3 separate regions of the Homo sapiens genome follow, and regions 2 and 3 are each linked to region 1. A link is a contact called in ENCODE Hi-C or POLR2A ChIA-PET data. All regions are on one chromosome and are shown on one strand. The core of a region is the stretch at or near the end of the contact, and the rest is flanking DNA. Distances in the headings are between cores, read along the strand shown. Region 1 holds the start of GMPPA (GDP-mannose pyrophosphorylase A). Region 2 holds the start of ATG9A (autophagy related 9A). Region 3 holds the start of ZFAND2B (zinc finger AN1-type containing 2B).

Region 1 (2,700 bases), core at 106-2,605:
GTGAGAGAGGGGAGCCCCTGAGGTTACCTGGGCACAGGCTTCAATATGGTGTTGGATCATAGGGACCCCTGCCACAGGAAACAATGGTTTGGGCACCTCAAAAGACAAAGGTCTGAAGCGAGTTCCTGGGAGAGGAGAGAGGAGAACATTTCGGCCTCCTGCCTTCCTCTGCCCCCATCCCGCCTACCACTCCAGCCCAACCTCCTCCCCCCATTCCCCTGGCACCTCACCCTTTTGAGGGCCTCCAATCAGGATCACCGCTTTGAGCATAATGGTGACTGCTACCTAAACTTCAAATTCCAACAGAGAAATCAAGCTCAGATCTCCTACCCCAACCAAGCCCCAAAACCCAAATAGCAACACTTAGCCCTCTCCCAAGATGTAAACCCAAAGCTCAATATAGTCTCTGCCTGGACCCAACACCTCACAAATCCCACACATCTCAAATCCCAGCAGAGAAATCAAGCTCAGATCTCACACCCCAACCAAACCCCAAACCCCAAATAGCAGCACTTAGCCCTCCCCCAAGATGTAAACCCAAAGCTCAATATAGTCCCTGCCTGGACAGAACCTCACAAATCCCACACATCTCAAATCCCAACCCAGATTCCAGTCGGCCTTCAAACCTCACAGTGATTCCTCCCAAATTCTGAAATTCACACCCCACAATTTGATCTCTAAAAGACTTCCCTCTGGCCATGAACAAATTCTGCAAATTCAGAAACCTGGCAGAGACTCCCTTCTCAGACCCAAACCTCAAAATACTGAAGCCTCAAATTCCCAAAGTGTTGCGTCTTCATTCTAGATATTAAGCCCTGAACCCCAATAGTGAACCCTGAATATTGGACAGCAAACCCTGAGTGAGCCTCAGATATTTAACTTAAATCCTGAACGTAATCCCCAAGTACTGAACTAACACTGATCTGAATTTGAAGAACCCCTAATCCCAGCAAAAATCCTCTATATGCTAAACATGAATCCTAAAACTAACCTCTGTATGTTGAACCCCAAATCAAAAGACAGGTTCCCTTGGCATCTCAAACACTGAACCTATTGACCCCCCTCCAGTCCTAATACGGACGACTGGGTCTAAATCTCTGGATTCGGAGGATTGATTGATTGCTGACCCTCTGAACCCCACAACTGACTCTGTCCAATAAACCCTGGCCTCTCATTGCCAGGGATTGTGGGACCAACACAGGGGCGGGCGCACCGAGGGCCAGCCAGGACCTCGGAGCCCGCTCTCCGTCTAGAGGGTGTCCCCTGCCCCTTACCCCTGCCGCCACCCCTCCACCAGCTCCCTTTACCACTAGCTCCCTTCACTCCAGCTCTGCCGCCCGCTACTGCAAGCTCCTTCCGCGCACGTGTCTTCTCGCAAGTCGCGAGAACTCATTCGCAGGGTCTGCCGGGAATTGTAGTCTGACCCTTTACCCGCTTTCTAACTTTATGGGAGAGGAAAGAGGTGCTGAAGTCCAGGGGTGTGACCAAGGGATCGCGGGGCGGGGTTAAATGCGAAGAAGGGTGGGGCCTGAGAAGCCCAGCCTGGAACTTAAGACTGGGACCCGAGCTGTTGGGGAATCGGCCTCGGGGCAGCAGCCGAAGTGAGGAACTGGGTCCCACAGGAAAACGGGACTAAGGACAGCAGGGGTGTGTGGCCAGCCCTGGAAGGGGCGGGGCCAGGGGCAAACAGCCACAAGGGGCTGGGGCTGGAGGCGCTCAAAAGCGGAGAAGGCGGAGTCCCAGGCCCAGCCGGCGGTACCGCTGGGAAGTGAGGGCGCCTTGGACGGCGAGGGCAACTCTTATCAGTTTGACTGTCTGAAATGCAGCACGGCGCTAGGCGCTCTCCAGACCTCCCTGTGACTCCAACAGGCTGTGACCTTGGCGTGGGGGTCTGGAATACGTGTGGGCGCTGGTGCGGGGGAGAGGGAATGGCGACGCGGAAGAGCAGGACAGACGCGGAGGGTCAGAGAGCAGCTTTATTAAGCAAGCTGGTGGAGGGCTGTGGGTCCCACCACCCCCGGGCTCGGCGCCAGGGCGGAAGGTCCGGGGGTGCCGTTCAGGCCACGTCGACGCGAGCGAAGCTCTGGTCCATGCCCAGGCTGTTCTCCACGTACACCTCGTACTTGCCGCTGTCCTGAGGCGTGGCCCGGCGAATGGTCAGCGTCGTGGTGGTGCTGCCGATCTCGAAGAACACCCTGCGGAAGGGCGGCGGGGAGGAGGGCGGAGCCGTGGTCAGTACACGGGCGCACTGGGCGGGGCTCCTTAGCCAGCTCTGTTCCTCGCTGCCCAGTCCCCGCCCCCGTCACTCCAGCCAGATTTCTGGGCTCAGTCCCACCCAGGTTCCAGCCCCAGGCCCTGGCCGTGCCGCAGGTCCCGGCCCTCGCCTGTCATCCTCCTCGATGTCCTCCCCGTCCTTGGTCCAGCCTACGTCGGGCGCAGGCTCTCCCAGGATCTCCGCAGTCAGCGTCACGGTGGTGCCTTTGCGCGCCTTAGTGTTGTCGGGTCCCTTTTGAATCTTCGTCGGGACTAGCGGAAGGAAAGGGGAGCGAAACCCCGTGAAGGACCCGGAGATGAGGCAGGGCATCACCTCACCGGCTAATACCCGGCACTAAATACAGATGCATTTAAACTCGCAGTGTGACGTTGAGCAAATCATTAGCCTCTCTGGTTTCATCTCCTTGGCTGTTAAAGGGACTTATC
Region 2 (2,700 bases), core at 145-2,644, 270 kb after region 1:
CGGTGGCTCATGCCTGTAATCTCAGCACTTTGGGAGGCTGACCCAGGCGGATCACTTGAGGCCAGGAGTTTGAGACCAGCCTGGCCAACATGGTGAAACCCCGTCTCTACTAAAAATACAATAATTAGCCGGGCATGGTGGTGCGGGCCTGTAGTCCCAGCTACTCGGGAGGCTGAGGCAGGAGAATCACTTGAACCCGGGAGACGGAGATTGCAGTGGGTGGAGATCGTGCCACTGCACTTTAGCCTGGGCGACAGAGCGAGACTCTCAAAAAATAAAGCTATACGAAACAAATAATAAATTGTTTCATATTCAGCAAAAAGGAATAATTTGAGTGGGGCCTGGTTAAATGTGGAATACATCTGAGAATTTTATCTCTACAAAGTTTAAAGTGTTTTTGAAGGGAATGGTGTTAACGTGAGGAGATACATGCAATGGCAAAAAGACTTGTTTGAAAACAAGGGCTGTGCTGGACATTACCCAGAGATTAAGTGAATTTAATCAAGCAGAAAGATAAATCAATTGGCCTCCTAAGCTCGGGAATACCAATAAGAATGTGTTCCCTGAACGGGCAATACGCTGTAAGGAGCCCTGTCACGTTTCACACGAAACCTTCCAGGATACCTGAACAGGAAGTACGCGGAGCCCGGGCCAGAGCCTCCCCAGGCGCGTGGCTCACCAGGCTCAGGCCCTGAAAGACCGGAGCATCCGCGCTGAGGTCAAACAGGGAGATCGACGCAGGAGCCGGGGCTGCATCTGGAGCCGGCGACATGGCTGAGCAGAAATTATTTAGCAGCAGCTCCTGGAGTAGAAAGCGTGTAAGAAACAGGGCTCCTGCAAACGAGATCCTACTGCTGCGTCTCCTGCCTGCCTGACTTGGTTTCTCCTGCACCGCAAGACTTCTCGTCTCTCATCCTGCTACCAACTGTGAGATGAATACCTTGGCCCCCGTCCACTTTCTCAAACCCCCAGTCTCAGCCCACAAAAGAATGAAATAGGCATTCGGCTCCCAAATCGAGTCCAACAGAGTTAAAAATCACTGAGCTTGCCTAGCCGAACTTTCTTCGTTACCCATGCGACCAGCAACAACTGGCCCGCGTAAACTCGCCCACGCCCTTAGAAGACGCACCAAACGTCCCGGGAGCTGAGCGGCTCGCAAGTCCTCAGGTCGATTGCCGGATTTCTGCAACACAACAATCCCCGTCACTACGGAGCAGCGAAGAGGACAACCGGCGGCGTCCGCACCTGAGCCCCGCCCCACGTAGAGCACACTATTGGGCCGCTGACTGTCCAAGACCCGCCTCGAGACTTTAGTCCCGTCCCTGAAGCCGAGAATTGGCCGTTGTGTCTCCGCCCCCCGTGCTTATTGGCCAGCCTGGCTGCGGGTGACAGTGAGTGGCAGACACCCGGCCTAGCGCCGCGGGTCGCGCCGAGCCGAGCCGAGCCGAGCGGAGCCGGCGGAGCCTCTGGAATCACCCGGGTCGCTGTTCCTGAGGTAAGACGTGAGACCGGTTATTGGAATCCCAGGCCCCGTGTCTGGCCTTGCCCAGGGGTGCCTGCGGAGCCCTAAGTGAGCTCGCGGCGGGTAACGGAGGAAGGGGCGCCGCCGGCGGGGCGGGGGCGCGCAGCCGGAATGTTTTGATTGCTGGCGCGCGCAGACGGGGGCGCGCGCGGGCGCCGGGGCCGCGCGCGAGGTTGTCCGCTGTTGGGAGCTGCCAGCCCTTGGCCTGGGGCCGGGCGACCCTGGGGCGAGGTGGACTCCGGTCCACGGTCGCCGCGGCTGGGTGTGGGGAGGCAAGCCAACCCACCCGGGCTATCAGCTGTAAGGCTGACTCGATCCCTGCAACATCCGCAGGAACCCCTGAGCCCAGGCCCAGCCGGCCGGGGCTCCACGGGCCCTGGTCCACACTGACCCTGTGAGTGGTGACTTCCCTGAGGGGCAGGGCTCTCACTAGCCCAGGGAATCCCACCGGGGCCAGGCTGGGCCAAGATCCACGGCCCCCAGGGGCTGCACGGACAGGTGAGTACCACCTCGACCATGCCTGGCTTACAGGACCTAGGGAACCCACAAATTCACCTAGGATCGGGGGTCTACACTGACCCAGTCAAGGTTTCCCATCCAGAAGGTTTGCTCACCGGCTGGATCTTTGGTGCTAGGGAAGTAAGAGAAGGGGTTGACCAGAAAGGTCCTCTTCAGGAAAGACTCTTGAGGTTTTGTGGACCCTGAGAAGTATGTCATTTCTGAGGCTAAGGTAGGGCAATGGAGAAATAGTCCAGAGGCGCCCCTGGCCTCAGGTCTGTACCCACTCATTCTCCATGGGGTCCCTAAGTTACTTCTTGAGACCCTGGAGTTGGAAGAGTGGCCCGGTTTAGCACAGCCAGAGGAAGTGCTCGTAGTCCTGGGCTGGAAGGGTGCTTCTTCCCCACTGCAGCCTTCCTGCCCCATGCTTGGCCTCCTCTTGGTGGGGTGTGGATGGCTGGGAGGGTTGGGTTCCTTTTTATCCCCACTGCCCACTCTCTGGGGCCTGACATCTTCTCCTCCAGCAGCTGCAGAGCATCGAGGGCTGGAGAGGAGCACATACTGTCCATGGAGCTGGTAGGGCCATGTGCTTTTCTCAAACATTTGTTTGTGAAGTGCTTCCAAACTGTTAGTCTCTTGGGAGACCAGGGTTCCCAGGATGGGCGGGGGAGGGACTCTTC
Region 3 (2,700 bases), core at 1-2,500, 290 kb after region 1:
GGCTGGTTGGGTGCCCCTCCCCAGAGCAATCATGGTCCAGTGGATGCCGGTGCTTGATGCAGAAGTTTCGGCTACAGCGTTCACAGGTCAGTTTCATCATTTCTCGCTGCCGGCAGCCAGCGCGTTCACACTTATTGGTGAAGATCTGAGGTGAAGTGAGAAGGTTGTCTCTGCTGAGACTCTGATTAGCTGTTTGGGTTTCCAGGCATCCGTAGTCCCAGCTGGGTTGTGGCTGACCCCTACAATGTTTACCTTACGTTTTTGCTGTGCTGGATCAGAGCGACAGTCTCTGTCAATGTGCTCTCCCACAGCACGGTCAGGGGGCTCCCCTCTGGCCACAGGCACAGGCACATTACAGAGAGGGCACACAGGTACCTGGATATCCTGTAGTCAAGGAGCAAGGGTCAGTCTGTGGCCCACTCCAGTCCAACAAATCTCTGGTCCTGAAAGAACTTGGATATGACCCACCACAAACACGCAAAAAAACAGTGTTTCCCAGCACTGACAGCCTCAGAAGGACAAAAGGGAGAAGAAACGTGAGACACAGATTTGGGGGATTCTGCACGCATTCTCCATCTGCCTGCTTTCACCCTGAGGATCGCCCCCTCACCTTTTGGTAAGCAGATCCACAGTGATGCTGGGCGTAGGCCACATGGTCTGCGCAGAAGATGCCTGAGCAGGCATCACACTTAAGCGGCAGAAAATCTGCAAAGAGTTGGTCGGATTGCAGGTCCAGCGGGACCTCGATGTCCTTCTCTCTCACTCAAGTCTTCCACTCGGGAAGGAAAACGCCACCCTATTTTCGACACACCGCCCCTTCCCAAGCCCATTACCTCCTTGGCCACGCCCCCTCTGCCGCTGACCACCCCCCCCCAGCTTCAAGCCCCGCCCCCCGGCATTGCCAGCCTGGGAGCCCACCCTTCCCTCCCAACCTGCGGTTCAAAGTCCCTGTCCGCTGGGCCCCGCCCCCCGCGCGCTCCGCCCCTCACCCAAGCGCTGACAGCTCGGCTCCGAACAGTGAGCGCCGAGGTCCGGAAACTCCATCGCCAAGCCGGGCAGGGTCTGCTAGGAGAAGCGACGAGTGCTGAGCGTCTTTAGGGCTCGTGCTCGAAGTCCGCACCGCGACCCCGCACTCTGGCGGGCTCCCTGCCCCGCCCCTTCCTCTCCCCCGCCCAGCCCGGGTTACCGGAGCCCCCGCGCCAGCCGGCCCCCGGCGCCCGCTCCTCCCTCGGCGCGCGCGGCGCGCTGACGTCATCCCGCAGGGCTGGCGCGTCCGGCGCAGTCTCCGGGCAGCCGGGGAGGGCCTCGGTTGAGCCCCGCCCCGCCTCGCCTTGCTCTAGAAGGCTGAGTCGGAAGACTGTCCCGAGGCGAGAGGGTGTTGATGCGCGGCTCCGCCACCCTGGGCGCGGGCGTAGCTCCGCAGAGGAAGGCCAGCGAAGGCAAAGACGGATATCTTGGGGGATGGAAGGCTGGGTGGTTTGGGGTCTTTCACAATTCGGTCCTTAGCCCGCTTCACACACGATGCCCTCCTCCTGGCCATTTTGTTCACGGCCACGGCTGCCCTTCGCCTCCACGAGCTGACAGCTCCTGTATTTCTCTGAAGTACAGACGTCTCTAGAGCTGCAGATCCCTCCTCAGTCTGAACTAGGCGCACCTGCTATGTGATCTTACTTCTTCCATTCTAGCACCCATATCACTAATGCGACCAACCCCTATATGAGCATACTGGGAAATCAGGAACCACGTCTACCTTGTTTCGTGTTAGGTCCCAGCACCTAACAGTGCCTAGAACAGTGTGGTCCTCAGTCTTTAGTGTGAATCCAAATCGCCTACGGAGCTAGTTTAAAATGCGGATTTCCGGGCCCTGGAGCTTCTAATTCAGTAGGAAGCACCTGAAGGAATTCTGACACAGATTGCCATGCACCACACTCTGAAAAACCCTAGCCTAGAATATTCTTAGTAATTATTGAATGTAGCCAGGACTACAGGCACAAGCCACCGTGCTCAGCTAATTTTTAATTTTGTAGAAATGGGGTTGGGGAGGGGTCTCTCTTTGTTGCCCAGATTGGTCTCGAACTCCTGGCCTTAAGTGATCCTCCTGCCTTGGCCTCCCAAAGTGCTGGGATTACAGACGTGAGCCACCACACCTGACCAATATAATTTTTTTTTTTTTGAGACACAGTGTCACTCTTGTCACCCAGGCTGGAGTGCAGTGGCATGATCTCGGCTCACTGCAACCTCTGCTTCCCGGGTTCAAGCGATTCTCCTGCCTCAGCCTCCCAAGTAGTTGGGACTACAGGTGCACACCACTGCGTCCAGCTAATTTTTGTATTTTTAGAGACGGCGTTTCACCATGTTGCCCAGGCTGGTCTCGAACTCCTGACCTCGTGATCTGCCCGCCTCGGCCTCCCAAAGTGCTGGGATTACAGGCATGAGCCACCACTCCCAGCCAATATTCTTTTTATTTTAAATTGCATCCAGGACTTTATAAATGCTTTTATTTTGTTTCAATATATAACTGTCAGATTTCAAATAATTTTTTCCCAGTCTCATTATAATCATTTGGTTCTAAGAATTTTGTTTATTCATTTTTTTTCCTCTCTATATTCATCAGTACAATTTAGAATTGTAGGCTTCCAGTCCCGGCATGGTGGCTGACGCTTGTAATTTCAGCACTTTGGGAGGCTGACGCAGGAGGAT

The links. Hi-C counts contacts between places; a loop is a spot of excess contacts on that map. ChIA-PET counts read pairs that join two places held with the same protein, here RNA polymerase II (POLR2A). Pooled maps may share reads with other maps.
Region 2: a loop to region 1 is called in a map of gastrocnemius medialis, with 4 times the contacts of the local background. The contact joins the promoter of ATG9A here to the promoter of GMPPA in region 1. A Hi-C loop is called at or near these places in 1 of 168 maps with a recorded cell type or tissue (gastrocnemius medialis), 2 of 37 single-sample maps with no recorded cell type and 14 of 50 pooled maps. POLR2A ChIA-PET finds 5 or more read pairs at or near these places in 1 of 52 experiments (K562).
Region 3: a map of naive thymus-derived CD4-positive, alpha-beta T cell shows a loop between it and region 1 (8-fold over the local background). The contact joins the promoter of ZFAND2B here to the promoter of GMPPA in region 1. A Hi-C loop is called at or near these places in 2 of 168 maps with a recorded cell type or tissue (both naive thymus-derived CD4-positive, alpha-beta T cell), 4 of 37 single-sample maps with no recorded cell type and 16 of 50 pooled maps. POLR2A ChIA-PET finds 5 or more read pairs at or near these places in 1 of 52 experiments (GM10248).

What each region holds. Positions count from the first base shown.
Region 1 is chr2:219,497,546-219,500,245 of GRCh38, reverse strand. GMPPA (GDP-mannose pyrophosphorylase A) reads right to left here and starts at 1,355. Exons shown (of 13, transcript NM_013335.4): 1 at 1,308-1,355; 2 at 231-290; 3 at 28-125. The coding sequence starts at 270. SPEGNB (SPEG neighbor) reads right to left here. Exons shown (of 5, transcript NM_001286811.2): 4 at 2,385-2,526; 5 at 1,959-2,195. The coding sequence ends at 2,057. The region is part of intron 1 of ASIC4-AS1 (ASIC4 antisense RNA 1); the gene reads left to right. RefSeq lists enhancers at 1,286-1,475, 1,480-2,297, 2,298-2,700 and a silencer at 2,306-2,385.
Region 2 is chr2:219,228,330-219,231,029 of GRCh38, reverse strand. ATG9A (autophagy related 9A) reads left to right here and starts at 1,394. Exons shown (of 16, transcript NM_001077198.3): 1 at 1,394-1,495; 2 at 2,545-2,596. It overlaps ANKZF1 (ankyrin repeat and zinc finger peptidyl tRNA hydrolase 1), which reads right to left and starts at 1,224. Exons shown (of 14, transcript NM_018089.3): 1 at 1,130-1,224; 2 at 625-802. The coding sequence starts at 772. RefSeq lists enhancers at 1,030-1,139, 810-1,357, 1,358-1,905, 1,906-2,454 and silencers at 1,290-1,419, 1,630-1,679.
Region 3 is chr2:219,205,332-219,208,031 of GRCh38, reverse strand. ZFAND2B (zinc finger AN1-type containing 2B) reads right to left here and starts at 1,250. Exons shown (of 9, transcript NM_138802.3): 1 at 990-1,250; 2 at 611-705; 3 at 253-384; 4 at 1-145. The coding sequence starts at 1,044. RefSeq lists enhancers at 1-291, 1,409-1,658 and a silencer at 959-1,358.